6 separate regions of the Homo sapiens genome follow, and all the other regions are linked to region 1. The links are chromatin loops, found by intact Hi-C in ENCODE. Cell type or tissue: A673. All regions are shown on one strand. Region 1 has its middle 48 kb from the start of APLN. Region 2 overlaps BCORL1 (BCL6 corepressor like 1). Region 3 has its middle 21 kb from the start of RAB33A. Region 4 overlaps ZDHHC9 (zDHHC palmitoyltransferase 9). Region 5 holds the start of UTP14A (UTP14A small subunit processome component). Region 6 overlaps LOC124905214 (a long non-coding RNA gene).

Region 1 (5,000 bases):
TATGGCGACCAGCCCTACCACCCGGCCTGGAAACATGCCCACTGTGGGGAACCCAATTGTGAGATTCCCCTCTGCCTCACCCCAGTTTTCTGGGCGGAGATGTCCACAGGCAAGTGTGGGCGGGTCCTCTGGCACATTAAGCTTTATCTGTAGGCTGGTACCTATGAAATCTGGAAGGCTGGGGATTTCGGAATCTCTGACCCATTCAACCTGGAGCATCTTGCTGAGTCCCACCAAGAATGGAGACCTCAGGGCCTAGTTGTTTGATTTGCGAAATGTCATTTTAGGCCACCTCCTTACCAGCGGGTCCACTGCACAAATGTCTTGCTCAGATCCTTAAGAGCTGAGGAGTGCCAACAGCACTCCTGACGGATGGGTGGCCAGCAGCAGAGGCAGGAGCCCTGTGCCCTGCCAGGGGAGAATCAGGAATGAAAAGCTTTCCCAGTGCTGGCTGGGCGCGGTGGTTTACGCCTGTAATCCCAGCACTTTGGGAGGCCGAGCTGGGTGGATTATGAGGTCAGGAGATCAAGACCATCCTGGCTAACATGGTGAAACGCTGTCTCTACTAAAAATACAAAAAATTACCTGGGCGTGGTGGCACGCGCCTATAGTCCCAGCTAGTTGGGAGGCTGAGGCAGAAGAATCGCTTGAACCCAGGAGGCAAAGGTTGCAGTGAGCCCAGATCGTGCCACTGCACTCCAGCCTGGGTGACAGAGCGAGACTCTGTCTAAAACAAACAAACAAACAAAAAACAACTTTCCCAGTGCTTACAAATCCATCTTCCATCTCACCTCGGCCTGCAGTGTGCTGTGTGACCACTAAGAGGCACTGTGAGGTCACAAGAAGCTTGGAGAAGCGCGGCCACCATTTCAGTCCCAGCCTCCGGGAAGTGAGAAAACCCCTAGGGAAAGGTGCAGGATTCTGGGACTCTTTGGGACATCCCTCCCTGGCAGAAAGGATCTATTCTAGTCAGCAGTGGGGACCTGGGCTGGGCACCTCATGCTGGCCGTTGCGAAGGGTGGTGCAAAGAGGAAAAGAACAGAGACCTAAAGGGGCCCTAATTCATCCCAGGCACCGGCCACTGGCAGATGACTGGCCCAAACAAGCCCGGAGGGCCACACTGCAGAACCAAGCAGGAGGCGGAGCCGAGCAGGGAAGGCGGGACCCTGGAGGACGTCTTGGCTCCTGGCTTCGCGGGTTCTTTGGGATGTTTTAGGAAGGACTCTTGACCTCCAGATGTGTGGTGGTTGGAGGTATGGGATGCAGTGGAGGACCCAACACGGAACAAACGGGAGACTGGGTGTTGTTTTGACACCTCCCTTTCATGTTCTCACGTCCATGTCATCGCCAAGTTCTTTCATTTCTACCTCCTGAATATCCCTGGAATTTTTCCCCTTTGACCCAAATCTGCTCCCTCCACCCTTGTCTAAGCCACCATCATCTCTCCTTGATGTCTCCAAGATACGGTTGCCGCATAAAATACAGGACACCCAGTTAAATTTGAATTTCACATAAACACAGAATAATTTTTAGTACATCTTGTACAATACTTGGGATGTACTTATACTAAAAAACCATTGTCTATTATCTGAAATTCCCATTTAACTGGGTATCCGGGGTTTGGTTTTGTTTCACTCTTTTGTTTTGTTTCTAAATCTGGCAACTCGACCAAGAGTTTTCCCAGCCCTGTGCCTCTTCAAGGCTTTCTCTACAGAGCAGCCAGAATGAACATACAGAAATTCAAATCTACCCAGGTCACTGCCTTGCTTAAAACCCTGACCACCTCCCAGCTCTCAACTCCATCTTCCACTGTTTCCCTAAGCCCACAGCATGCCCCCAGCAAACCAAATACACTGTTGCCTCTTAAATGTGCCCCACATCCTTCTACACACTCCCATCCCTGTCCAGCCACCTAAAGAATTCAAACATGGTTATCAAACTCAACTACCACCCCTTTTTGTCAGGCTCTTCCAGACATGTCGCCTGCCTCCCCCAAGCCAAGCACGCCCTCTTTGCACTGTATAGTAGCCTTTTGTAGAGCACTTGTTTAGCTGTATCTAAATGATTTGTTTAGGTGTCTGACTTCCCCCACTAGACTGTGTCCTCCTTCAAGGAAGGGGCCCAGTGTTATTCATCTTTGCAACCACAGTGCACAGCACAGTGCGTGGCCCAGAGTGGGGCATTCAATGAAGGAAGGAAAGAAGGAAGGAAGTAAGGAAGGAAGGAAGGAAGGAAGGAAGGAAGGAAGGAAGGAAGGAAGGAAGGAAGGAAAATTCGTGATTCCAAATCTGAAGCCTAGATGGGCCACTGGAAGTGACTGCAATGACAGTACAGGACACCAGGGGGCAGAATAACCTCAGTTTTCTTTAAGGGAGAGGGGCGTGGTACAGAAAGCCGACTTCTTGGCTCTGGGCTTCCTTCTCCAGTTCCAAAGAGAAGAGTTTTATTGTTTTGTTTTGTTTTTAAATCACGGAAACATAAAACAAGAATGGACCTTAAGAGACCATGGGAACCAGTCCTCTGCTTTTTCGTAGTTAAAAAATTCTTTGCATTTCCACTTAACTATCTGTTTTCAGGTGGTGAAAAACATCCTTTGGTTTGTTACAGACAAATCACAGAGAGGTTAGAGGACTTGCTCCAAATTACCCAGCAAGTGAGCAGTACAAGGAGGCCTGGAGCCCAGTGTTCTGCAGACATGATCCCATTTCATCCTCACTGCAGCCCCATGAGCGAGGCACTATTGTTGTCTTACAGGTGGGGAACATAGAGAGGTTGTCATCTGACTGGATCACACCGTGGTAGAGCAGGGAGTTGGATGAATGCAGGCAGGTCTCCAATCTTCCTTTCTAGTGTCCCTACCTCTCTTACACTCTCAAATCTTTGCTTGGCTCTTTTTTTTTTTTTTTTTTTTGACAGAGTCTCACTCTGTCGCCCAGGCTGGAGTGCAGTGGCGCCATCTCGGCTCACTGCAAACTCTGCCTCCCGGGTTCAAGTGATTCTCCTGCCTCAGCCTCCCTAATAGCTGGGACTACAGGCGCGTGCCACCACACCCAGCTAATTGCTTGGCTTTTTTGGGGGGGTTGGGGGGTGGGTGCTAACCCCAGATCCCTACATCCTCAGCACTCAAGCCCAGAACGTCTTCATGGGACTGACAGCTTCTGTGAATCCCGTGGGGAACCACTGGGCATCGACCCAGGCCCTGTGACAGCTACAAATAGGTAAGACAAATGAGGGTATCTGGGATGCAGACTCTAGGGAGGCATTCCTTCAAGGGCAGGGGTATGCCTGAGAGTGAGCCCCTCCTGACACTGTGTGCCCCAGGGTCCTCACTTGCCTCCCTCTAACCTTGGCCCTGGGTGCAGTATTTGAACAGAAACCCTGTTCTCCTTTCCTCCAACTGCTAGGCCAGTCTAACTATGGAGAGGTCTCAAGGAGGCAGGAGCCACTTGAGCTCTTTAAGGAAGGTGAGATGGATGGCAAGTGACCACCAGAGACTGTGTTCCGCCCTGTATAACTGCTTCATTGTAGAGCCTCAACTCAATAGGGTACAAACACACAATGCTTTTCTCTTTCCACAGTCATGAACCATCTTGGCAGGGTTCTGGAGGCTTCCCCACTTCAGAGTTCCCTGACATGGGAGAAGCTATTTGGCCACTACTTCTTCCAACCAACCCAATCCCTACCCACACCTATGCACACACCTGTCCCCAGCAGTATCTACAAAGACCTTTGTTGTTGAGGTCCCCTTGCCCTGAAGCCAGTCCTCTTGAACAGGACAAGGTAAGACAACTCAAATGTGTGACCTTTGGAGGTGTCCCTCTGACCTGAGGAAAGCGCACATGGCTGGCTACACCACTGCCGCCTCTGCTCTTTGCCCTCTCTCCACTCCCCTTTAGTTGTTCTCATAGGCTCAGGGCAGAGTCACAAGGCTGCCACCCAAGCAGATGTCCAACCAGGAATGAGATAACATGTCCCACTTCACAGCCTGACCCCCTATGCCGTCCCAATCTTGATGGCATTCTCTTGGAACCCCTCACTTGGCCACAACACTGGGCCAAAGTCTCCTGATCATCCCAGTGGTGCCCCACCACTACTTTCTGCTTATCTAGACGGGGTGGGAGCAGTAGAACCTGTTTGCTAAGCTCTTAATAAGCCCTGAAGGAAGCATTGGTCCCCTATCATTGGAAGTTCCTTGGCACTTCTTTCTTGGAACTAGTCCTCAGCTTTGGGCCCTTGTTGCCAGTTCTCAGGTCTATAGAAGTCCCACTCACATCCTGTTGAATGTCAATTGCATAATTTTGTATCCCTGTGTTCCAACTCCTGAGGACTGGAGGGAAAATGAGTGTCCCCTCTTCACCTCAGCTATTTTACATTGGATGGAAATGGGGCATAGAGTACCAAGGTGCCAAGAATGGAGGAAAGGATAAGCTGGGAGCCATTCTCAAGTAAAAGGGACCTTGGAGTAGTGGAAAGAGTAACTCATTGTCACTCACTGGATGCATGCCTTGTGCAAGTCACGGAACTCCCTGAGATTCAGTTTCTTCATCTGTAAACTGCAGATAACACAAATGTCCCAGGAATGTAGTAAAGATTAGATGAGATCATGTATGTAGAAGCCTTATATAAACTGTAAAGCACTGATCAAAGGAGTGAAGCTAATTATTAATTAGTTTTAAAGAAGCCATCCCTACCATCAAAGATCTTGCAGGGATTGGGTAGCAATTCATAAGAGATTATGACAGAGGGCTGAGCTGTGGGAGGCAGTAGAGAGCAGTTGTTAAGAGCAGGGACCTTGGTTTCTAGCTCTGGCACATCCTAGCTGTGTGACTTTGAATAAGTCACTGCCCCTCTCTGAACCTCAGTTTCCTCAGATGTAAAGTAAGGATGATAACACCTCCCTCAGGACCTGGGAGGATCGGATGAAATGGTACACAAGAAGAATGAGCTAGCACAGGGCTTAATACATAGTGGTGCCCAATAAATGTTGGCTGTAGCTAGGG
Region 2 (5,000 bases), 450 kb after region 1:
TTATGTTTCATTTTAAGCAACTGGCTGTGGAGTCAAAAACACTTGCATACTGAAAAACCTGTGTCAGGGCTTCTGTCTCCCGTCTCTCTTTTTCTCTCCCGTCTCTCTTTTTCTCTCCTCCCCTTTGGGACTTTTTGGTGGTTTCAGAAGGTGGGCATTGTGATTCAGTAAATGGGGAGCCCCCGCCATCCTGCTTTGCAGCTGTGGGTCCCAAGGGGTACGATGAATAAAGGCAAGGTGGAGTGGCTAGTGAACATTGGGTCACGATCTGGAAAGAAAAAGAAAGGGGCAAATCCTGGGGGCGGGGCCAGTGGGGGCAAATGGAGCATCTGGCTCCTGTTGCTTTGGTTTGGGGTTGAAGCAGGTGCCTGGGCAGTCCTTGTTTACATAGGAGTAGCAGGGTTGGAGGAAGTAGCCTTCTCTGTGGTGGCTGTGGGAATAAGCCTCCTTAAGGAAGTCCCCTGCTTGCCCTAGGCCACCCTGCCGAGGTGGCATCTGGCTGCATGGCCTCATCACTGCCCTCACTGTTGTGCCAGTGCTCCCCACCCACGGTGCAGGCCTTCCATGGTTCTGTTTTCCTGCCACCGAGCTACCATGAAGGCAAGATGCCCATCCTGGATTTTGCAGTTTTTCCTCCCACTTCTGAAAAACAGTGGTAGAAGCTATGATTCTTGTGATTGCTGGTTCCAGAATGCACCAGTGACTGAGAGGAAGAGGATGTTCGAGAGGCCTGGGATGAGGCCCTTTGAAGCTCTATTCTCTTAGGGCTTCTCACTGTGGCTTTCGAGTCTGGAGAGCCCTGTTAGAGAGTGTAGAGGCGAAGGGATCTGTGCGTCTGGCTGGCTGGAGTCCAGCCGTCCTCAGGAGTGAACTCTAAGCTGCTGTCTTTGCTCAAGCCTCAGAAGCTTGGCTCGACCCAGGTCCAAGCATCATCCTCTTTGAACCATAGCATTAATCTTCCTCATTGGCCGTCCTCTCCCCACTTTCTGATCCCAAGGCCCTATGCAATAGCCACCTTTGTCAGATTCCCAAACAAGCCCACAGTGGTTCTGAATTCAGGTCGATCCTGTGCTTGGAACTTGCAGTTAAGTCAAGAAATCTGACATGTTGATAGGTTATAAAGCCATGTGGTGAGTATAAGAATTCAACTAGTCCCAGGATGCTATGGGAGCTCAGAAGCATGGGCAAGGGCCCTGGGAACACATCCTAGAAGAGGTGATGCCTAGTTGATACTTTAAAAAGTAGAAATGCAGGAATTAGAGGTGGCAGGGAAGAGTGTTTGAACTGAGAGGACAATCTGAGCAAAGGCTTGGATACAAGGGGAGTTAAAAGCAAAACCAAACAGCAGATTGTTTTATTGCTTTTGGGGTTCTTTGCCCACGGCTTACCTGGAGTCCCACTGCCCTTCTGCCAGGTTGGAAAGATCAAGGCAGGAAGTATGGGCCGTGGCATTAAATCTACATCCCCGGTCAGGATTGGGGTGAGGATGGCTTGGTGGCCTCTTATTAAATGATCTCCCAGTCCTTTTAGTATGGTGTAGAGGAAAGAGCCAGCACCACTCCTAACTACCTAGGCTGACCTTGGGCGAGAACCTAATCTTTCCCAGCCTTAATTGCTCCATCAGCCAAATGGAGGCCAATGTACCCACCTACTGACAGAGCATCACACTGAGGACCATAAAGATCTGTTTAGCCAAAATTAGTTCCTCCTTCATGCCGAGCTCACGAACCTATGGTTAATGAGGGTCTTATCAGAACGCTCTTTGGGCTTGAAAGAGAGGCTCTGTTCAAGTCTTGGTGGGAGGAGGGATAGTCTCCGCATCCCTATTTGGGGTAGGTGGGGTTGGGGGCGGTGGTGAATGGGGCAGTAAACTCCTGCTCGGTCCATACTCTAACCCAATAACCGGGAGGCCTGGTGGGTGTTTAACTGTGTCCTGCCCATGCAAAGACCAGTGTGTGTGTGTTTGGGAAGGGTGGGGTCCGCCCCAGGGGCGTCTGCTCAACTGCTGGGCAGGGGGACGCGAAGTGCTCGGGCCTTCTGGATCCCGCAGCAGGATCCGGGCCGGGGCTCCACTCGTTTCCCTAGCGCTCCGGCTGCCACCGCGCGGGGGTCGGCCGAGCCGCAGCGTCCGGCCTCTGGGGGCGACGTCTTTAGGCCCCGCGCCGGTCCTTGGGAGCCGGGCTCGTGCGGCGGACGGTCAGGTCCCTCCGCTAGCAAACGGCTGTCTGGGGCGCCTCGATCGCTCTCCCGCTTCACGGTAGAAGGCGGCGGCGCGCGAGGGGAGGGGAGGGCAGGCCGGGTGACTGCGACTCCGCGTGCTCACCTGCTGGTCCGCGAGGCTGAGGGAGGGGGCGCCGGGGGCGGGGCCAGAGCGCGGCTGGCCAATGGGGGAGCGCATTCGGCGGCCGGCTAAATTCCCCCTGGAAAGTGAAGGGGGCTGGGGTCGAGGGGAAAGTTCGAAGCTCCGGAGCAGCGGAGGGCTTTGGTGGCGGCCAGAACCATCCGGGGACAGTTGCAGGCGCAGGGGCAAGATCGGGGGACCGGAAGACGCCAGCCGCGGCCGCGGCCGCCTCCGCCAGGGACGGTAGGCCCAACCCTGGCTGCCCCTCCCTTCCCGGGCCCCGCCGGGCCACTCTCCCGCCATCGCTGGCTCGACAGCGCCACCTGCTGGACGTCGGCCTCCACGTCCGGCGCGCCGGGGCCCGAAGTTCTCGGAGGCTGGGACCTCAGTCTGGGAGGGGAAGGAGCTCACTCACCCCAGGTCCAGCGGCTTCAGAGCTGGAGGCAACTGCCTCTTTTGGAGTACAAGATGGGATCAGAAAGGCCTGTGACCGTCAGAATAACTTCTTGTCCCGCCCCACCCACCGGAGCTGACACTTCCACCGCACAGCCCCACCCAGGGGTGAGGAAATAGTGGCGAGGCAGTCCCTGGAAGCGGGCAGCAGCAAAGGGCGGGAGTTCGGGAGTTGCACGTGGCACCTGGTGACAGCAACGCACAGCTGGCAAGCAGCCCTGGGCTCCTCATGGACCCTGTGATCCGGGGATGTCTGTTAACACTCCAGGGGCAAAGGAAGTAGCCGCCTGCAGTGTTATAGGAGCGGGCAGAAAGCTGCCTTAGCTCCCAAGTGTGGATTGTCCTCCTCCCTCTCCTCTTGCCTGCCATAGCATAGGGCAGAAGTCTCAGAATTAAAATCAGGACCAGTTCCTTCTTTCAATAAGCATTTATTAAGAACCTACTGTGTGCTAGGCACTAGGGATATATCAGTGACTAACACACAGTCCCTGTCCTTGAGGAGCTCACAGCCTATTGGCGGGGAACCCTACATAAACACGTAATTAAAGAACTGTACTGTGCTAAGTGCTACCATAAGAGGTATTTACAAAGTGCTGTGAGGTGGCTCAGGGCTGTAATCCCAGCACCTTGGGAGGCTGAGGTGGGCGGATCACTTGAGGTCAAGAGTTCGAGACCAGCCTGGCTAACATGGTGAAACCCGTTCTCTACTAAAAATACAAAAATTAGCCGGGCGTGGTGGCACGCAGCTGTAGTCACAGCTACTTGGGAGGCTGAGGCAGGAGAACCGCTTGAACTCGGGAGGCAGAGGCTGCAGTGACCCAAGATCGCACCACTGCGCTCCAGCCTGGGCAACGGAGGGAGACTCTATCTCAAAAAAATAAAGAAAACAAAGTGCTGTGGGAACCCAGAGGAGGGAGTAACATATCAGCTGCTGGGAGATGAGGGTCATCTCTTGACTCCTGACTCCATTAAACCAAGAAAAGGCAGAGACTTACTGCCACATGACTCTGGTTAAAATGAACCTGTCTCCTGAGGTTCTCCTCTAGCCCTCTCCCATAACTGTATCAGCACAGGTTAATTGGTTTAGCTAGTTTCACACTTGGAGTAGGAAAGAAACTGGACAGGGAAGTTGCTTTAGGGGTAGAGGATGTTCAAAATAGTAACAAATTTTGAGTGCTAAGATGGGGGGGTGGGGTTGGGGATACCATGAGGGCACTGAGCCAGGGAGGGCAGGCCCAGAGCAGTGGAGCACCTGGGGTGAGTGCCTGTGCAGAGGGGAGGTCAGAGGTCACCTACCTCAAAGTTTGGTCCCCATCTCCCACCGGCTCCATCAGTAACCATTACCTTGATCCTTTGTACTGTGCCATGTTACGTGGTTGATACAGTCCCTCCCACTCCTCAAGGAGGTAATGTGCTAATTGGGGACACTAAATAGGTACAGGTCATTGAAGATTTAAGTAACAGTTTGCATTATAATAGATGTCACAGGGTGTTCATGATCAGTTGCTGAAAGAGTGGCAATTGCAATAAGTTTTAAATAACTCACTTAGGACAGACTGGTCTGGGGAGGCAGAGTCCATGAATCGAGTCTTGAAGGAGGGACACAATTTAATTGGTACTAGCAGGATAGGAAGGACATTCTGATTGAGTGGAACCAATCAGATCTTGAAGGATGGATTGTACTTTTTTTCTTTTCTTTTTTTTTTTTTTTTTTTTTGAGACAGTCTTGCTTTGATCACCCAGGTACAATCTCGACTCACTGCAAATTCCACCTCCAGGTTCAAGGGATTCTCTGCCTCAGCCTCCCCAGTAGCTGGGATTATAGGTGCGTGCCACCAAGCCCGGTTAATTTTTGTATTTTTAGTAGAGATGGGGTTTCGCCATATTGGCCATGTTGGTCTCCAACTCCTGACCTCAGGTGATCCGCCCACCTCAGCTTCCCAAAGTGCTGGGATCACAGGCGTGAGCCACTGTGCCTGGCTGTGGATGGATTTTCTTTCTTTCCTTTTCGTTTCTTTTTTTTTTTTTTTTTTTTTTCAAGATGGAGTCTCACTCTGTCGCCAGGCTGGAGTGCAGTGGCGCGATCTCGGCTCATTGCAACCTCTGCCTCCCGGGTTGAAGTGTTTCTCCTGCCTCAGCCTCCCGAGTAGCTGGGACTACAGGCACACACCACCATGCCCAGCTAATTTTTGTATTTTTAGTGGAG
Region 3 (5,000 bases), 590 kb after region 1:
AGTGTGTGCCACCACACTTGGCTAATTAAGAAAAAGTTTTGGCTGGGTGTGGTAGCTCACGTCTGTAATCCCAGCACTTTGGGAGGCCGAGGCGGACAGATCACCTGAGGTCTGGAGTTTGAGACCAGCCTGGCCAACACGGGAAAACCTCATCTCTATTAAAAATACAAAAATTAGCTGGGTGCGGTGGCACGCGCCTGTAGTCCCAGCTACCCGGAAAGCTGAGGCAGGAGAATAGCTTGAACCCAGGAGGCGGAGGTTGCAGTGAGCTGAGATGGCATCACTGTACTCCAGCCTGGGTGACAGAGCAAGACTCTGTCTCAAATAAAAAAAAAAAAAAAGAGAAAATGGTTTTTGTATAGAGATGGGGTCTTGCTGTGTTGCCCAAACTGGTCTTGTACCCCTGGGCTCAAGTGATCCTCCTGCCTTGGCCTCCCAAAGTGTTGGGATTACAAGAGTGAGCCACCATGCCTGGCTGATTTCCATTGTATGAACAAGAACATGGATGCACTGAGACTTAGTGACTTGTCCAATGTAGTAAGCGATGAACGGGGATCTGTCTCACGTCAAGTCTAGGCTCTTTCTATGATATTACACTGTCTTTCTAGCCAGTTCCCAGCTCTGGGACTCTTGTAGGGATGCCAGGTTTACCCCAGCCAGTTTCCCTGACCCATGGGGGCCTGGCCAGCAGGACATTCACTACCCAGGAGGCCCGTCTAGGACATTCCTCCCTGAATCAGATGCCGCAGACTGGATACCTCCAGGAAGCCCAGTGGGTTGACACTTATGTCAACTCTGGGCCAAAGGAGTCTCCGGGATGTCCTTGCCTTGGGCAGAAGCTGGGGACCACACAGCCAGCTGACTCTGCTGCCCTGCCTTTGGGGCTACAGCATCTTGCCACTGGGCCCCCCAAACTATCCTTTCCCTCAATACCTGCTCATTTGCTCAGGCCCCCGGATCCAGCCTGGGGACTGTCTTGCCAGGGTCCTTCCATCAGAGAGCCCAGGACCAGATGCTGCTCTGAGCACCACCACCTAGAGTAGTGCCAGGGAAGGATGCCCAGCCCAGAATAGCTGGAGCAGCCCCCACCCCTTGAGGGAAGCTGACTCAGCCCACCCTCAGTGCGTGCTGGGGGCAGAGGAGGGCACACAGATGTGCTGAGAGATCCCTGGAAAGCAAGGCTCAGCTTCTTCTGCAACTGTCACCAGCAGATGCAGAGAGAGGTCAGTATTTATCCTCTTGTAACACCTGAGGGGACATAATTCTTCCTTACCTTAAAGAGGCCCCTCCTTTATACAGCATCCCTCATTGCCTCACTGGAAGGGGCCTTGCTCCCTAAGGGCCTCCCTAGTCTCCTGAACCACTTCCAAGTCCCTTGAAAATCCCAGCATGATTCAAGTGGCACAGCCACATGAGTTAAAACCTTGTTCTGGGCCGGGTGCAGAGGCCGAGGTGGGTGGATCACCTGAGGTCAGGAGTTCGAGACAAGCCTGGCCAACATGGCGAAATCCTGTCTCTGCTAAAAATACAAAATTAGCCAGGCGTAGTGGTGCATGCCTGTAGTCCCAGCTACTCGGGAGGCTGAGGCAGGAGAATTACTTGAACCAGGGAGACAGAGGTTGCAGTGAGCCAAGATCACACCACTACACTTCAGCCTGGGCAACAGAGCAAGACTCCATCTCAAAAACAAAAACAAAAAACAAAAAACAAAAAATCCTTGTTCTGATTCCAAGTCCCCTTGACTTCTATGCCCCTAAGAGGCTGTGCTGGGGCAGGAGGACTGAGACAGGTTCCCAGAGATTCCCCTAGATTAGTGGTTCCCAAATGCCAGTTCACAGCTAACAGCATGAAACCAGTGAGGGACTTGTTAAAGTACAGACTCCTGGGGCCACAGCCCCCAACACTCTGGTCAGGCAGATCTTGGGGGCAGGCCCAGGAATTAATTTGTATTGTTAGAATGTCCACAGCTGATTCTGATGTGCCTCTAGGTCTGGGGTGGGGGTGGGGTGGGGACGGGGTCATTACCCCTAGGCTTCCTAGTGAGCCCTAAAATCAGAAATGACTTTTCCTGAGCCAGAGCTTCAAAACCAGCTGTATGAACCCCAGGGCGATCTGGGTAACCAGGGAACTCAGCCTGATAAAGTGGATCTTTTCAGGCCCTAAACTTAGGGTAAGTGAAACGGTTCCAGTTATACCCAACGTCCTTGGGTTGTTTCCTTGAAACTAGGAAGCAAGAGCCTCTTATCTATAAGAGACAACCAAAGATTAATCCCGAGTATAACCTGAGTATCAACCACTCTGGACACAAGGCTCAAGATGAGAGTGAGAAAAAATAGATTACATGTCTGCCGCGCGCCTCCTGCTGGTAAGACTAATTAGTGAAGGCAGGAGGCAGGAAAGTTTATCAGTTTTTTTCTGACCAGTACTGACCATTTCCCGGGATGGACGCTCAAACAGAAGGCGCTAATCCTGGTCCCAATCTGTGCATTTAGACACCTGGAACTAGAGGGGTTACTCATAAAAGGGAATGGGCTGGGAGTGCCCTGCAGCTACCTCTGCCAAATCACTAGGGCTTAACTCTCCTAAGGGGAGTCTGTGAAACCTACTAGACTGGTAGAAGGGAGGGACAGAGAGGAGACATTGAGAAACACCTCACCTGCCCAGGGAGACAGATTTTGAAGCTGGGTAGGTAGGCAGTCCTGGTAGTCTTTTTTTTTTTTTTTTGAGACGGAGTCTCCCTCTGTCGCCCAGGCTGGAGTGCAGTGGCGCAATCTTGGCTCACTGCAAGCTCCGCCTCCTGGGTACACGCTGTTCTCCTGCCTCAGCCTCCCAAGTAGTTGGGACTACAGGTGCCTGCCACCACGCCCGGCTAATTTTTTGTATTTTTAGTAGAGATGGGGTTTCACCGTGTTGGCCAGGATGGTCTCGATCTCCTGACCTCGTGATCTGCCCACCTTGGCCTCCCAAAGTGCTGGGATTACAGGTGTGAGCCACCGCGCCTGGCCAGTGGTCTCTCTTAAAGACTACCAGGATTGGCCGGGCGCGGTGGCTCACGCCTGTAATCCCAGCACTTTGGGAGGCCAAGGTGGGTGGATCGCAAGGTCAGGAGATGGAGACCAGCCTGGCCAACACGGTGAAACCCCTGTCTCTACTAAAAATACAAAAATTAGCTGGGTGTGGTGGCGTGCACCCATAATCCTAGCTACTCAGGAGGCTGAGGTGGGAGAATTGCTTGAACCCGGGAGGCAGGGGTTGCAGTGAGCTGAGATCTCGCCACTGAGATCACGCCACTGCACTCCAGCCTGGGCGACAGAGCAAGACTCCGTCTCAGAAAAACAAACAAACCCACCAGAGGGCATAGAGAGAGGCCCCTAAGCCATGATGTAGTTGAACTAGAATGAGAAATGGACCTCATAACCTGATTTGAATCTATAGGTGGTACTTAATCCCTTCCCCATCGATAAAGTAGGTACTGTGACCCTCTGAATTTAATCTTAAAGTACTGGAGAAAGTTTCAGGTACAAGCATAAATAAAAAACCTGGGCCAGGCACGGTGGCTCACACCTGTAATCCAGCACTTTGGGAGGCTGAGGCGGGTGGGTCACCTGAGATTGGGAGTTTGAGACCAGCCTGGCCAACATGGTGAAACCCCATCTCTACTAAAAATACAAAAAATTAGCTGGGCCTCGTGGCCCTTGCCTGTAATCCCAGCTACTTGGGAGGCTGAGGCAGGAGAATCGCTTGAACCTGGGAGGCAGAGGTTGCAATGAGCCAAGATAGCGCCATTGCACTCCAGCCTGGGCGACAGAGTGAGACTCCGTTTCAAAACAAAACAAAACAAAACAAAACAAAACAAAACAAAACAGGCTGACCTAACCCCTACTCACCAATTCCAGGTAGAAACCCTGGCACCTCAGATAAAGGAGAGGTACCCCAGGCATTGTTGTTCTCCCTGTCTATTTAGGGAGATCACCAAATGAGAAGGATGATATCAGACCACATCTAGTTTTCAGTCTCGATGCTTCCAACCGAAATAATGACAATTATTAATAGCAGCTAACATTTATCGAGTGCTGTGTACTACTAAGTACAATGTTATATGCTTAATGTGGACCGTCATGCTTAATCCTCACATCACAATTACCCTCTGAGGTACAGAATGATCAAAGCTTCCTGCCGAAGGCCACATGACTGCAAGTGTTGGAGCAGACTAGAACTGAATGGTCTGAACCACAATGTTAATTTCCCTTATCTTTCTCTATTTCTCTCAACCCTGAGAGGAGGATGTGCTCCTGGGCCTGAAGTTAATGGTCCCATCTCTGCTTCATTTAGGATTAACTAGTAGATTAGATGGGAGTTGATGTTAGATGCCAGATATTATTTTATTGAAATTCAAGAAAATCCTGTAAAAATGATTTTCAATTCCATTTTGCAGAGGTGGAAACTGAGGTAATTTGTCATTCAGAAAATAAATGGTTATCAGGAAGTACTGACCTGTTCACATTATAGAGCACCATTTTCCTTGCCCTGGTTTTAATCAAATCAGAGCATTTTCTTTAATGGAAGGTCTGTACTATTCAAAGCTGACTTTTGATCTGTCGACAAGTAAACAATCCTTATCCGGAGATCGACAACTTCATTCCCTTCATTCTTAGCTGAATTCATTCTTAGGTCAGGCTTGGGCCCAGAACGTGGGGGTAAGGGTTGAGCAGGCTCCTGAGGAACAAATCATCCTCCCAGGAGGGGAGGGCAAGGCAGGGGGATGGAAAGTCTAGGAACGGATGGGCCAGCTTGAACAACTGAAACTTTTAAAAAAGAGGTATTTTAGAGGAGCTTCCTGCACCATTTGAAGGATGGGAAGAAATGACCTCCAAGGTCCTTTTCAGTTCTCCATTCCTCTGAACAACAAAAATAGTGATTGTGCACTGGTTTCTATGGCCATATGCATGTTAAGACAGCTATGAAGAGAACGAAGTTTTAGGTCTCTAGATAAGGATTGT
Region 4 (5,000 bases), 220 kb after region 1:
AAAAGTCAAAAAACAACAGATGCTGGCAAGGTTGCGGGGAAATAGGAACGCTATTGTTGTTGGGAATGTAAATTAGTTCAACCATTGTGGAAGATGTGGCAATTCCTCAAAGATCTAGAACCAGAAATACCATTTGACCCAGCAATCCCATTACTGGGTATAGACCTTCTTCTTTTTTTTTTTTTTGAGATGGAGTCTTGCTCTGTCACCCAGGCTGGAGTGCAGTGGCGCGATCTTGGCTCACTACAACCTCCGCCTCCCGGGTTCACGCCATTCTCCTGCCTTAGCCTCCCGAGTAGCTGGGACTACAGGCGCCCACCACCACGTCCCCTAATTTTTTGTATTTTTAGTAGAGATGGGGTTTCACCATGTTAGCCAGAATGGTCTTGATCTCCTGACCTCGTGATCCTCCCGCTTTGGCCTCCCAAAGTGCTGGGATTACAGGTGTGAGCCACCGCGCCTGGCCAGACCTTCTTTAAATATCAAGTTTCCTGCTTCACTTAAAATGGGTTTCGACAGCCGGGTGTGGTGGCTCATGCCTGTAATCTCAGCACTTTGGGAGGCCTAGGTGGGTGGATCACAAGGTCAGGAGTTCCAGACCAGCCTGACCAACATGGTGAAACTCCATCTCTACTAAAAATACAAAAATTAGCCGGGCGTGGTGGTGTGCACCTGTAATACCAGCTACTCAGGAGGCTGAGGCAGGAGAATCGCTTGAACCCAGGAGGTGGAGGTTGCAGTGAGCCGAGATCATGCCACTGCACTCCAGCCTGGGTGACACAGTGAGACTCCATCTCAAAAAATAAATAAATAAAATGGGCTTTGACAATAGATGCTGATGAGGCTGTGGAGAAATAGGAACACTTTTACACTGTTGGTGGGAGTGTAAATTAGTTCAACCATTGTGGAAGACAGTGTGGCGATTCCTCAAGGATCCAGTACCAGAAATACCATTTGACCCAGCAATCCCATTACTGGGTATATACCCAAAGCATTATAAATCATTCTACCATAAAGACACATGCACACATATGTTTATTGCAGCACTATTTACAATACCAAAGACTTGGAACCAACCCAAATGCTCACCAATGATAGACCGGATAAAGAAAATGTGGCACATATACACCATGGAATACTATGCACCCATAAAAAAGGATGAGTTCATGTCCTTTGTAGGGACATGGATGAAGCTGGAAGCCATCATTCTCAGCAAACTAACACAGGAACAGAAAACCAAACACCGCATGTTCTCACTCATAAGTGGGAGTTGAACAATGAGAACACATGGACACAGGGAGGGGAACAACACATACTGGGGTCTGTCGGGGGGTGGGGTGAGGAGGGAGGGCATTAGGACAAATACCTAATGCATGCAGGGCTTAAAACGTAGATGACAGGTTGATAGGTGCAGCAAACCACCATGGCACATGTATACCTATGTAACAAACCTGCACATTCTGCACACGTATCCCAGAACTTAAAGTAAAATAAAAAATAATAATAATAATAAAATGGGTTTTGATTTATAAAAATCTTATATACATATAGTAGCTTTTTAGTATACACGCTGCCGAAGAGAGCACCATATAGCTTTTACCATATAAAGCAATATATATCTCCCAACCTTTGCCTAAAGAAATGGCTAGTAAGAGGAAAGCAATGCCCTCAGGATGCCACATGGTATACAGAAAAAACATTATCCAATCATGGGAACTCAAGAAAAAGTAATTTTAAAAAGAACATTAGAAGTATGCCTAGTGATGATATAAGCAATTTCACATATAGGCCTATCAACAGGAATCTTTATGGCCCATTTCTCATCTTGGCCAGGGTTTAGCACACAGTAGGCAGTGATTACAACAAAGCCACATATATGTGGATGGAAGTACAGACCACTGTATTAGACACACATATACCTGACCCTCTTGCAGCAGCAGCAAAGAGAAGAAATAAGCAGTTTGGAATCAGACCTGCTCTAGCTTAATCTCATACTAATTATGTGAACTTACATACTGGTGCTTCACCTATTTCCTCATCCGTAAAATGGGGATAATACCAATCTCATGGGGCTGTTACAAGTCTTAAATGAGAGAAAGGTAAATCACTTAGCACAGTGCCCAATATGTAGTAGAAACTCAATAAATGCTAGCAACTTTCCTCTTCTTGGGTTGCGTCTTAGACAGACCTTCCTTCCTCAATGCTGCCCTCCAGTGGACTAGGTGTCTCCTCCCACTATGTAAGGTGGGTCCCACATGAAAATCCAGTACAGGAAAATCTAAATTTCAAAAATAGGTAAAGTTTATTTTTCTCATTTACTAAAGAGGTTTTTGTAAAGTTTAGGCTAGAGGATATTTAAATTTTGATTTGATCTACACAAGTACAGCTGATTTGCAGTTTTTCAGGAGCTTGTTGCCTATCTAAATTTCCCTATCTAAATCTAGTTCATTTCTCATCTAAATCTATCTTCCCTCCTCCCAAAATTGGTGACCACCCTGACTTTCTAGTTCAACTCAGCCTTTTCCCTAGGCAATGTCCCTGTAGTTTTACTCACCCACACAGTTGTCACAGATGCTGCAATGGGAGGCCCGGGGAGGCCGGAAGATCTTGCATGTGTAACAGTATTTCAGTTTCACAATCTGGTTGTTTATCTGGAAATTCTTGATACGAGGCGGTGGTCGCTGGCCCTGGGGCACCGCACCATTGGTAGCTTCTGTAAATCAATAAAGACAGTTAATATCACAGCTAGCCATCACTTGAGCCCAAAAGTCTCACCACCTCTCCAAAACCAATGGGGGCATTCAAAGGTTCCCCAAGCCCCCTGTCTTTTATAGACTAGACACTCAACATCACAGAATATGCCCATAAAACTCCACTAAGTGCATGCAGTTCTGTTGTATACATAAGAAAAAGTGTTTCTTCGAGGCTTTTTTTTCTGATTACAAAGAAAAACATTCATTTAAAAAAATAGCTAAAAATACATTAAATGAAAACATCCAATTTCACTAATAATCAGAGAAATAAAAATTAAAGCACAAAGATACCATTTTTACCTATCATATTAAAAAACATTACAAACAATAAAAATACCCCATGTTAGCAAGGGTGGGGAAAGGTCATTCTTAGATCTTATCAGTGAGCAATATGGCAGCTGCTACTAAACTTTTTTTTTCTTTTAAGATGAAGTCTCGCTCTGTCGCCCAGGCTGGAGTGCAGTGGTGGGATCTCAGTCTTGGCTCACTGCAATTTCTGCCTCCTGGGTTCAAGTGATTCTCCTGTCTCAGCCTCCTGAGTAGCTGGGATTACAGGGGCCCACCACCATGCCTGGCTGATTTTTGTATTTTTAATAGAGATGGGGTTTTATCATGTTTGTCAGGCTGGTCTCAGACTCCAGACCTCAAGTGATCCGCCCGCCTCAGCCTCCCAAAGTGCTGGGATTACAGGTGTGAGCCACCGTGCCCAGCCAGCTACCAAAGTTTTAAACGTGTATATTCATTTACTGATCAAGTCTACTTCTAGAAACTTATCAAAATTATAATGAGATATACGAAAGATGTTTATATAAGGATATTTGTCACAGAGTTCCTTTTAATAGTGAAAAACTAAAAATAACTTCAATGTCACAATAGAAGGGTGGTTAAGTAAATTATGTTATGTGCATAGAATGGAATATTATGCAGCCGTTAAAAATGACATAGACGAAAGAATGGTGAAAACAGGAAAATACAATATATGGCAAAATGAAAATGTATGTTAAAAAGCAATACGCATAAAACAATACTATCTTGCAAACAAAATATATGCATGTGAAAAGAAAAGACTGGTAACACAGAAACAGTTACTGAAATAAAAGTAATGCTTGCTTATTGTAAAAATTTTGGAAAAAAACAGAATAGGGCCAGGCATGGTGGCTCACGCCTGTAATCCCAGCACTTTGGGAGGCTGAGGCAGGCGGGGCACCTGAGATCAGGAGTTTGAGACCAGTCTGGCCAACATGGCAAAACCCCGTGTCTACTAAAAATACAAAAATTAGCCAAGCATGGTGGCACGCATCTGTAATCCCAGCTACTCTGGAGGCTGAGGCAGGAGAATCGCTTGAACCTGGGAGGCAGCCTGGGTGACAGAGCGAGCAAGACTCCAACTCAAAAAAAAAATTTTTTTTGGAAAAAAACAAAGTATAAATAAGAAAACATAAAAATCACTGACAGTCAGTCTCTCAGCTCAGAGATATTTATATTTTTTGGCGTATTTCCTTCTAATCTTCTATTAACAGGTAAACATTCATAATTTTTAAAAAATTGAGATCATATTATAAATGCAGATTTGTACCATGAAGTATTTACTTAATATTATATGCTGTGAACATTTTCTCATTGTTAATTTTTTTTCTAAAACATAACTACTGGCAATATTCCATCATATACGTGTACTATGATTTATTTAAATATTCCATATTGTTGGGATTTTTTACTATTTAGGTGATGTTTCATGTAAAAATTTAAAACATTACAGAGAAAAGCTTAAATCTCCTTCGATCACCACCTCAATCCTAGTCCCCTCCTCCCTTCCAAGAACATACTCATGTGTTAAAATTAATTTCTAAAACAGAAAGAATAAAGAAAAGAATGGTGAAGTATAAGCAGTAATACATGAAGTTGCCGGCATTAAAATAGCTACTCATATTTAAAAGAAAAGAAAAAATGATGCACCAAAAATCCTTCTACAGTAATTTGTAAAAATCTGTTTATCTCCTTTAGCTAAACCCTCAGAGAAGTAGAACTACTGGGTCAAAGGGTATGACCCTTTAAAGTCCATATTACTTGTTGCCAAACTGCTTCCCAGACAGACCGTATGAATTTGCATGCCTGCCCATCCGCAGCATATGAGAGTGCCTGTCTCATTGCACTCTCACCATGCAGTATAATTCTAAAAACAGAATATTTTTCAATTCACTTTGATTTTAAAAATATCTGCCATATGGAACATTTTTCCTTTTTTTG
Region 5 (5,000 bases), 300 kb after region 1:
GACTGAGGAAGATGGTCATAGGGCTGATACCAGGAGAGAATGGTGTCATGAAATCTCAGGATGGAGTTTCAACAATGACAAAATTGTCTTTAATCCCACTAGAAAGTAAGCTCTAGGAAGCAATGGGACATATCTGCTTTGTTCACCAATGTATTCCCAATGCCTAGAGGCTTGGCACATACTAGATGGCCAAAAATATTTCATGAATAAGAAAACAAATCGGCTGGGTGCGGTGGCTCACGCCCATAATCCCAGCACTTTGGGAGGCCATGGTGGGAGGATCACCTGAGGCCAGGAGTTCGAGACCAGCCTGGCCAACATGGCGAAACTCCATCTCTGCTAAAAATACAAAAATTAGGCTGGGCGCGGTGGCTCACGCCTGTAATCCCAGCACTTTGGGAGGCCGAGGAGGGCGGATCACGAGGTCAGGAGATCGAGACCATCCTGGCTAACACGGTGAAACCCCATCTCTACTAAAAATACAAAAAATTAGCCGGGCATGGTGGCATGTGCCTGTAGTCCAGCTACTCGGGAGGCTGAGGCAGGAGAATCACTTGAAACAGGGAGGCAGAGGTTGCAGTGAGCTGAGATTGTGCCACTGCACTCCAGCCTGGGTGACAGAGCGAGACTCCGTCTCAAAAAAAAAAAAAAAACAAAAATTAGCCAGGCGTGGTGGCGCATGCCTGTAATCCCAGCTACACGGGAGGCTGAGGCAGGAGAATCACTTGAACCCAGGAGGCGGAGGTTACAGTGAGCCAAGATCGCGCCACTGCACTCCAGCCTTGGCAACAAGAGCGAAACTCCGTCTCAAAAAAAAGAAAAGAAAAGAAAAGAAAAGAAAAGAAAAGAAATCAACAGTTACTAAATGCCACACAAAGTTCTGGGAAGCCAAAGACTGAGAGGTATCCGTTTTATTTAGCAACTTTGGGTGTCGCTGATCTTGTCCAGAGCAATTTCTGTGGAATAATGGGGCAAAAGCAAAATGGGAATGGATTACAAGAATGAAAAGAACGGGCCGGGCGCCGTGGCTCACGCCTGTAATCCTAGCACTTTGGGAGGCCGAGACGGGTGGATCATGAGGTCACGAGATCGAGACCATCCTGGCTAACACGGTGAAACCCCGTCTCTACTTAAAAAAAAAAAAAAAATTAGCCGGGTGTGGTGGCAGGCGCCTGTAGTCCCAGCTACTCAGGAAGCTGAGGCAGGTGAATGGTGTGAACCCGGGAGGCGGAGCTTGCAGTGAGCTGAGATCGCACCACTGCATTCCAGCGTGGGCGACGGAGTGAGACTCCGTCTCAAAAAAAAAAAATGAAAAGAATGTTCTTGTCTATTATTTTTCTACAATCATTAATTAATATATATATATATTAGGCCGGGCCCGGTGGCTCACACCTGTAATCTCAGCACTTTGGGAGGCCGAGGCGGGCAGATCACTTGAGGCCAGGAATTCTAGACCAGCCTGGCCAACGTGGCAAAACCCCGTCTCTACTAAAAATGCAAATATTAGCCGAGCATGGTGGCGGGTGCCTGTAATCCTAGCGACTCGGGAGGCTGAGGCAGGAGAATCGCTTGAACCCGGGAGGTGGAGGTTGCAGTGAGCTGAGATCACGCCATTGCACTCCAGCCTGAACGACACAGCAAGGCTCTGTCTCAAAAATAAATAAATAAAATTCTTAAAAGTTGATGGGAGAAAAAAAGTTGTTTAAAAAAATTTTTTTAAGTTGATGGGAGGTGAGGAAGCGTAGTTACTGATGGCCCCTTCTTGGATAAAAAAAATCTTTTGACTCAGGAAATGAAGAACAAAGCTGCAATTACAAGGGATCAAAGGCGATTTTTCCTTAAATGGAAGGAAACTTGTTATGTTCACCATCGGATCTCCGGGGCCCGGCACAATCTGGCCACTTAATAGGCATTCAATAAACCCCCGAGCTGGCTTGTGGTCGGCTTGCAGGACGCCGTCGCACAAGGACGGGCGCTGTAGTCTTTCCTTCTGGATTCTGCAGTGACGAATGAAGGCGCGGGCTCAGCCCCTGAGAGCGCAGCACCGTCGCCCTAAGCTAACCCACCTTGGGCCACGTGGAAACCAGGGGCCAGGAGGACAGACACCCGCGCGCCAGAGAAATACGGGGTGGGTGGAGAAAGGAATGCCCCACCCGCTGACAGCCGTTTCATCTCAGGCCTCCCAGTTTTCTGCAGGCCCCTCCCTACACGGCTCCTGCTTCTCTCACGCCTCGTACGGAACGGAAGTGACGTGTACGTCGCGAGCGATTGACGGAAACAGAAATTGCTTTGCGGCCCGCACGGAAATTGCTTTCCTTCGGCTTCCGTTCTTGGTCCATGTGAGAGAAGCTGGCTGCTGAAATGACTGCGAACCGGCTTGCAGAGAGGTGAAGGGCAACGAGGGGAGGGGGGATTCTGGGTCTCGTTGGGGGCCGGGTTCCCCAGCTTTTGGGAAATGGGAGCCCCCCCTTTAACAGATGGCAGTGGTTCCCCTGAAGAGCTGGCCATTCGTTCCTATTTTCCGCGATCCAGCCTTTAAAGCCCTTTTAATTTAATTTCATTCGCTTACTCCGCTCCTCAGCTGTATAGCCGCATCCCTGTTGGTCCTGATGCTGTTTCTGCCTCCCCAGCTCATTTACTGTGTTTCACATTTTTCGTCACGTGGCCCCTTTTTCTGCCTCTGTCGCGGCCCGATTTAATCCTCTGCGCAGGCAGTGCAGGCGTTATAAACTCCCCGAATCTTGGAAAGCTTTGCTGATTGGAGTCATCCACCACGTTTTGGCTCCTGTGATGTTTTGTGCCCCCCCCACCCCGCCCCCGGAACTAAATGTAGTCCGTTTAGTAATGTTGGCTTTGCAAATACTAATAATATATGCTGTTAGGTAATGGTACATTTTATAATTTGTTTGTGGGTACCAATCTCCTTAGTTAAGCACCTACTTTACTAAGCAAGCCCCAGGGAAAGTGGCTTACCCAGCTGCTTTCGACCTGTTTCTCCATTCCTGGGAACAAGGATCAAGATAACACTTTTGATTAGGCTGCCTATCAATGAGTCAAATATATGGAGGATGCTTAGAAATATTAATCGTGAAACTGCCTTGCCTCCAGGGCTAGCTAGCAACAGCGTCTTTGGCCATATTATTCTAGGGTCTGACATTTTTACAGCTTCCCATAGGTCATAGGAAATGTTGTGCCAATCCCTGAAAAGTGATAGCTCTTTTACATGCAGTTTTGAAGTCAGGCATCACTCTTGGAGGTGATGCCTGACTTCAGTCTAAATTTCACATCTTGACAAGTTTCCAAAGGCATTCACGCTGCTTTATATATCTTCTGAGGGATAGGGCTATTCTGTGCTGAAATTACAATGTTTTCGAGATTGTTTTAATAGATTAGACATTGCTTCAAATAATAATATTTCTTTTTTTAATTTCGACTTTTATTATAATTAAGGGATACATATGCAGGTTTGTTACATGGGTATATTGCATTCACATTTCTCTGTTGCCTCTTTTAACAGCCTTCTGGCTTTGAGCCAACAGGAAGAACTAGCGGATTTGCCAAAAGACTACCTCTTGAGTGAGAGTGAAGATGAGGTGGGTGACAATTGCTAAACTGCCTTCAAAATTAGGGTAGAGAGCACATTCCTGGAATGGAAGGGTGTGACAATGTTCTATGTATTTGTTCAGGTCTCTCAAATAAATTGCAAATGGTTAGTGTTTCATATATAAGATACTGTATCATATTAAGTGCTATGAGGATTTGGAAACTAAGTTACAATCACTACCCTCAAGTTGCATAAGTATAATTTATAAGACCAACCAAAACAGGCCCGGGTGATGGCTCATGCCTGTAATCCCAGCACTTTGGGAGGCCAAGGCGGGCAGATCACAAGGTCAGGAGATTGAGACCATCCTGGCTAACACAGTGAAACCCCGTCTCTACTAAAAATACAAAAAATTAGCCAGGCGTGGTGGCAGGCGCCTGTAGTCCCAGCTACTTGGGAGGCTGAGGCAGGAGAATGGCATGAACCTGGGAGGCGGAGCTTGCAGTGAGCCAAGATAACACCACTGCACTCCATCCTGGGCAACAGAGCGAGACGCCGTCTCAAAAATAAATAAATAAATAACAAGAGATTTTACATGAGACTCAATTTCCATGTTGTCTTTTCCCTCCCCCTCATCCTGATTGTTTTTCCTTTTCTGTGTCTTAGGGGGACAATGATGGAGAGAGAAAGCATCAAAAGCTTCTGGAAGCAATCAGTTCCCTTGATGGAAAGAATAGGTAACGTTCCCGTCAGTTAGGGCAGGTTATATAGTCAATTCCGTGAGATTTCTCTGCAGCTAATATTTATTGAGTGCTTCATGTAAAGACCTTAATACCAGTGCCTAGCATATAGTAAGCATTATATAATTAACTGTTAGCTGTTATTAGTCTTAGTGCTATTATTGTAAGCATTTGCAGTCTTATTCCACACTGAAAATCTTTTAAAGCATTGAGTAGGCATTATTTAACCCCATTAGAGAAATAAATTTACTTACCCCCAAGGTCACCTGGCTCATAAGTTACAGGTTCAGGTGTGTTTGAATCTAAGTCCAATATGTTTTCCACTATGCTTACCTTGTAATAAAGAGAAGAGATGAGGGTTAGACAACCAAGTCCAAGTTAGGAACAGATCTCCTTGCTGCATCATGACAAAACATGACCCTAGAAGAAATACAAGAAACCAAAGCCCTGTTTGAAGAGAGAAGTGTTTGTCTCTCCCAACCCCAAGCCCCCATAAAATTTATTCATTCCTATTATATCGTTTTGCCTAATTTCAGGCGGAAATTGGCTGAGAGGTCTGAGGCTAGTCTGAAGGTGTCAGAGTTCAATGTCAGTTCTGAAGGTAAGTTGAACAAAGGAAGATACCCATGCATGAAACCTGTGGAGTTCCAAGGGCATTGTGTTCACCTCACCCCCCCTAGGAACTGTTTTTGATGTGGTTAATGACTCATACCATA
Region 6 (5,000 bases), 120 kb after region 1:
TAGAACGTTTCAGTAAATATTGGCTTTCACTCTTAATCCTAACTATATGACCTTAGGCAAGTCACTTCCCCTCTCTGGGCCTTGGTTTCCTCATGAGCCTGAAGCTTCTTTTATTCATACCTTAGGGATGTGGCCCCTACCTGTACTACAAACTCATCATCTATCACACATAAAAGCATCTCCACCCTCTGGGGTCCCCAGTTGATAACTCTGCCCATAGAAGGACCATTGGGATTCCTAGAAATGAGCAAAGGCCCAAATAGACAAGACTAGGATAGATTCACTTTTCTTAGTATACTTTGTAAAAGTTCCAACTCACTCACTCAGCTCCCACTTCTAAATCTTAGCCTCCTCTTTTCCTCCCAAGCAGCCTTACTTCCTTAATCATCTTCATCCCAGGCCCTAAGGGAAAGGATGCTCAAGAGCACTGCTATCCTCTGGACAGCTCCTCTAGCCAAACCCCCATTTGGATCCCAAGTTTTTCCTTTAGGTTTCTCCTCCCCAACCCCAACTCCAACCCAGGGAACTGCAATCGCACCAACCTCTGCTGCCCTCTGCTGTCTAGTTCCAGATGTGCTGGCTCCAGTTGGGCCAGTTATGTCAGCTTCCAAGGACCTGTCAGTTTTTCCAGGCCCTAGCTGCCACTGTGACCTCAGGAATACAACTCAGATGCCCTCTGCAATATCTGTGCTCTCCCTTAATCTGGACAAATGCACAGTCTTTCCTATTCAGACTCGACAGCCAAGCCACATCTGGTGTAGTCCATGAGTTCAGAACTGTTATTTTCAGCAAAGAAAGGAAGCTGCTAGAGCCATCCATACTCTCATCTAAGCCCCCTTCTCAAACATTCTGCAATCATTTATTACGCATTTGCTGTGTGCCAGGCACTGTGCAAAATGCTGAGGATGCATTCTTATTGAATCCTGGCATCAACCTTCCCAGTAGGTAAAATTATTATTATTACTTCCATTTTAAAGATGAAGAATCTGAGACTCAGAAAAGTGAATGTCTTACGCAAGGTCACAGAGCCAATGAATGGCAGAGATGGGGCACAAAAACAGATCTACCTAGCCCCAAAGCTGGTGTTCTTAACCACTGGCCATAGTGTGGAGGGTAGCTTGGAGGGGAAGAGAGTGAAAGCAGACTAATCATTTAGGATCTATGGCAATAGTCCAGGGCAGAAAGCAGAGGAAGTGATGATCTTTAGATACATGTAGGAGGTAGACTTGACAAGACATGGTGTCAAGGCAAGGGGGAGGGAGAGGTCTGCAATGACCCTCAGAATTCTGGCTTGGGCAACTGGGTGGACAGGGACATGTTGGGGCATGGGGGAAATGAAGAGATCCATTTTGCACATATGGAGAAAGAGACATCCAGGTAGGGAAGGTCAGTAGGCAATTTTTTTTTTTTTAATCTTGCTGTGTCGCCAGTCTGGAGTGCAGTGGTGCGATCTCGGCTCACTGCAATCTCCGCCTCCCAGGTTCAAGCAATTATCCTGCCTCAGCCTCCCGAGTAGCTGGGACTACAGGCACATATCACCATGCCCAGCTAATTTTTTGCGTTTTTGTAGAGACGGAGTTTCACCATGTTGGCCAGGATGGTCTTGATCTCCTGACCTCGTGATCCGCCTGCCTTGGCCTCCCAAAGTGCTAGGATTACAGGCATGAGCCACTACGCCCAGCCAGCAATTGGTTTTATGAGTCTAGAGCTCAGGAAAGAGACCTGGGCCAGCACCGACTTGGAGATGGGTGAGAGTGGAGTGTAATTCATCAGAAGAAAAGAGGGCTGAGGCCAGGACATCAATATTTAAGGGGAAGGGAGAATAAAAGAAGTGTAGGAAAAAGACTAAGAAAAAGTAGCCACAGATGTAGGAGAACCAGGAACAATTGTCAAGGAAGTCAAAGAAAAGGAGAGGTTCAATGAGGGAACAGTTCTGCTAAGTTGACTACCACAGAGAAGTCATTAGCCTTAAAATGGCCCTTTAGATTTGGGAAGTAGAAGGCTGTTCTCGTTATCTATTGCCATGTAAAAACAAAACAACAAACAAACAAACAAAAAACCTTAGTGGCTTAAAGCAACACAAATCATGGTATTATCCTATCATCTCTTATGGTTTCTGTGGGTTAGAAATTTGGGGTGGGCAAGGAATCTGGCTCAGGGTCTCACCTATTGTTGCAGCCAGAGAGGGGCTGGAAGCTAGAACATTGGGTGGCGGGGAGCTGGGGGCTGGCCTGGGGCTGGCTGGCCTTCTCTCTCTCTCTTCCTGTGGTCTCAGGGCCTTTCCATGCCACTTCTCTGCAGGGGCTACTCTGAGCTTCCTCACAGCCTGGAGGTCTCCGGGGAGTAGACCTGCTTGTATGGCAACTGAAGACCAAGAGAAAGAGTCCCATGTGCTACAGACAGAATGCTCGTGTGCCTCCGAATTCATATGTTGAAACCCTAATCCCCAATGTGATGGTATTTGAAGATGGGGAAGTTTGGGAGGTGATTAGAGGTCATGAGGGTCGAGCCCACCTGGTGGGATTTGTGCACTTATAAGAAGAGACCAGAGAGCCCCATCTCTGTCTACCCCCTCCCTCCCTCTCTCTCCACCTGTCATATCAGGACATAGCAAGAAGATGGCCATCTGCAAACCAGGAAGAGTGTTCTCACCAGACACCTGATCTGCTAGCACCTTGATCTTGGACTCCTCAGCCTCCAGAACTGTGAAACATAAATGTTCATTGTTCAAGCCACCCCATCTATGGCAATGTGTAACAGCAGCCCAAACTAACTAATACACCATGTTTCTGTACATCAGCAATGAAAAATCCAAAAGGAAATGAAGAAAATAATTCCATTTACAGTAGTACATAAAAGAATAAAATATCTATCAATAAATTTAACCCAGGAAGTGAAAGACTTGTATACAGAAAACTACAAAACATTGCATATAGAAATTAAAGAAGACCTAAATAAATGGAAAGTTCACTTTCACCACCTGCCATTGGTCAAAATACTCATAAAACCCTGCCCAGTTTCAAGGGGAGTGGACAAAGACATCCCCATAACCTGCCATCTCTCAGTAGCGAACACCACAAAGGTCATTAATGCCTCTAGCAAGAGCTCCTTTAGTGGAGTGGTCGGGGCTCAGATCAGACCACTATGGGCGAGGATAGGCATAGACAACTTTACAGAAGGGCATACAATACCTGAATCAATGAAAAGATAAGGTATATTCCAGGATGTTTTTAAAAACTCAGACATTTTCCCCAGATTAATCCAAACATCTAATGCAATATCAATTTGAATCATAACAGGAATTTTTATAGGACTTGATGTGCTGATCCTGAGATCATCTAGAGAAGGAAATATGCAATATGACAGAGAAGTGTTTAAAAAATGGGCAGGAAGTCTTCCACTGCCAGCTATCAAAGCACAACACAAGCTATAGTAATTAAAGCAGTGTAATGTTGGCACCGCGACATAGATCAATGGAACAAAAGAGTCTAGTACAACCCCACGTATATGTGAGACTATAATATGCACTACATAAGGCATTGAAAATCAATGAAGAAAAGATATACTCGTCAATAAATGGTTACGGGACAATTAGTGTCAAATTGGGGGTGGGGGGTTAAGGCACAATATTCTTAAATCTGTACCTCATGTCATATCCAAATACAATTCCCAAATGGATTAATGAGCTAAATACACGTGCACTCACAAAAAAATTATATGAAACTGTGAGAATATATAGGACAGTATTTCCTTGTTAAGTAAGTCACAAGTCCCAGAAATTATAAGAGTATCTTGATAGGTTTTTGGCTACACAAAAAAAATTTCAGTCTCTAAAATTAAAAACAAAGTTAAAAGGGAGAAAATACTTGAGGTATATAAATATTTGTCAAACAGATAAATGAAGAATGCACATAATATATAAAAAGATCTCATTTTTAAGTTAATAAGAAAAAAACAAACAACCCAATGAGAACATGGGCTAATGAAAGGAATGGGTACTCAAAGATGAAGAAAAAAATAAAAGGCAAATAAAACATAAGGAAGCATAGTCAACCTTTACCAGCCAGCAGGTAAACACAAAGCAGCAAGAGACCAATTTTCACCCATAAAATTGGTAAAACCTTAAACCATTGATGTTATCCAGTGTTGAAGACATTGTGGAAACAGCTATTTTATTGGTAGAAGTGTGATTTGCTACAGCTTTTCTTGGAGGGCAGTTTGGCAGAATCTATTGACATGACAAAATTGTACGCTTTTCTACTTCTAGATATGGATCCTAGAGCAATGCTTCATGTGCGTGAATTTTCATGGCCCCTGTTTGTAACAATGCAAAGTCAGAAACAACCTGAAGGTCCATCAATCATGAAATGCAAGCAGGGTAGGGATTTGAGGACAAGGATAAAGGTCTGGAATCTCCCACAAGGGCAACAGAAAATACAGCTGACTCAGGACAGGGAAAAGGATTGCCAAGCAGCACCAAGAGGCCTGCCGAGGTTGGACACCAAAAATTTGGAGTGATCCCAACCAACAGGGTTGGGATATATTCTCCTGTAGAGAAGACAGATGGTTCAAATGCCCTGGGGTTTACTTATTTATTCAATAAAAAGTTATGAATGCCTACTAAGCTCCAGGTAGTGTTCTAGGCCCTGAGATATAACAGTGGACAAACATAAACAAATAGGTACACAATATAATGTCAGGAAAATACTCTGAAGAGGTAATAATACAGAATAGGAAATAAAGAGTGACAGAGGCACTGTTTAAATAATGAGGTCAGGGAAGTCCTCTCTGAAAAGGGGACATCTGAACAGAGGACTGAATGAAGCGAAGGAATGAGCCATGTTGGCATCTGAAAAAAAGAGCATTCCTGTTAGTGGGAATGGTATATGCAATGACCCTGGGATGGGAGCATGCTTTACTTGGGGATGGACATTGGCAGGATACATGGAGTGGAAGCACAAAGGAACAGGAGAGTTAAATGTGCTAGCAAAAGCGAGGTT

What was found. Peaks named below come from ENCODE experiments on the same cell type or tissue, not always from the same donor. Only the 100,000 strongest peaks of a DNase experiment are listed, where the experiment ranks them.
Region 2: it touches region 1 in a loop (14-fold over the local background); 65 of 110 quality-filtered maps call a loop at or near these places.
Region 3: it touches region 1 in a loop (3-fold over the local background); 34 of 110 quality-filtered maps call a loop at or near these places.
Region 4: a loop joins it to region 1, with 10 times the contacts of the local background. A loop is called at or near these places in 46 of 110 quality-filtered maps.
Region 5: a loop joins it to region 1, with 5 times the contacts of the local background. A loop is called at or near these places in 40 of 110 quality-filtered maps.
Region 6: a loop joins it to region 1, with 7 times the contacts of the local background. A loop is called at or near these places in 67 of 110 quality-filtered maps.

What each region holds. Positions count from the first base shown.
Region 1 is chrX:129,604,791-129,609,790 of GRCh38, forward strand. No RefSeq gene overlaps it. Among named protein-coding and RNA genes, the nearest start is that of APLN, 48 kb to the right of the region's middle. In A673, CTCF peaks have their summits at 826, 2,332 (motif pointing right) and 4,723; DNase peaks (open chromatin) are centred at 851, 2,101 and 2,371; H3K27ac peaks cover 928 bases.
Region 2 is chrX:130,058,015-130,063,014 of GRCh38, forward strand. It overlaps BCORL1 (BCL6 corepressor like 1), which reads left to right. Exons shown (of 14, transcript NM_001379451.1): 14 at 1-57. Among named protein-coding and RNA genes, the nearest start is that of ELF4, 50 kb to the right of the region's middle. RefSeq lists silencers at 2,215-2,474, 2,495-2,794, 2,815-2,884. In A673, CTCF peaks have their summits at 2,693 (motif pointing left) and 2,905; DNase peaks (open chromatin) are centred at 2,367 and 2,657; H3K4me3 peaks cover 916 bases; H3K27ac peaks cover 467 bases.
Region 3 is chrX:130,190,095-130,195,094 of GRCh38, forward strand. No RefSeq gene overlaps it. Among named protein-coding and RNA genes, the nearest start is that of RAB33A, 21 kb to the left of the region's middle. In A673, CTCF peaks have their summits at 2,371 (motif pointing left) and 2,571; a DNase peak (open chromatin) is centred at 2,337.
Region 4 is chrX:129,821,125-129,826,124 of GRCh38, forward strand. It overlaps ZDHHC9 (zDHHC palmitoyltransferase 9), which reads right to left. Exons shown (of 11, transcript NM_016032.4): 5 at 2,555-2,713. Among named protein-coding and RNA genes, the nearest start is that of ZDHHC9, 20 kb to the right of the region's middle. In A673, a CTCF peak has its summit at 2,221 (motif pointing left); a DNase peak (open chromatin) is centred at 2,207.
Region 5 is chrX:129,903,850-129,908,849 of GRCh38, forward strand. UTP14A (UTP14A small subunit processome component) reads left to right here and starts at 2,315. Exons shown (of 15, transcript NM_006649.4): 1 at 2,315-2,387; 2 at 3,518-3,593; 3 at 4,211-4,281; 4 at 4,821-4,885. The coding sequence starts at 2,362. LOC105373335 (a long non-coding RNA gene) reads right to left here. Exons shown (of 3, transcript NR_188631.1): 3 at 3,415-4,704. In A673, no CTCF peak of the experiment used is centred here; a DNase peak (open chromatin) is centred at 2,242; H3K4me3 peaks cover 1,817 bases; H3K27ac peaks cover 1,552 bases.
Region 6 is chrX:129,726,005-129,731,004 of GRCh38, forward strand. LOC124905214 (a long non-coding RNA gene) reads left to right here. Exons shown (of 2, transcript XR_007068327.1): 2 at 2,302-2,885. Among named protein-coding and RNA genes, the nearest start is that of XPNPEP2, 10 kb to the right of the region's middle. In A673, a CTCF peak has its summit at 563 (motif pointing left); a DNase peak (open chromatin) is centred at 537.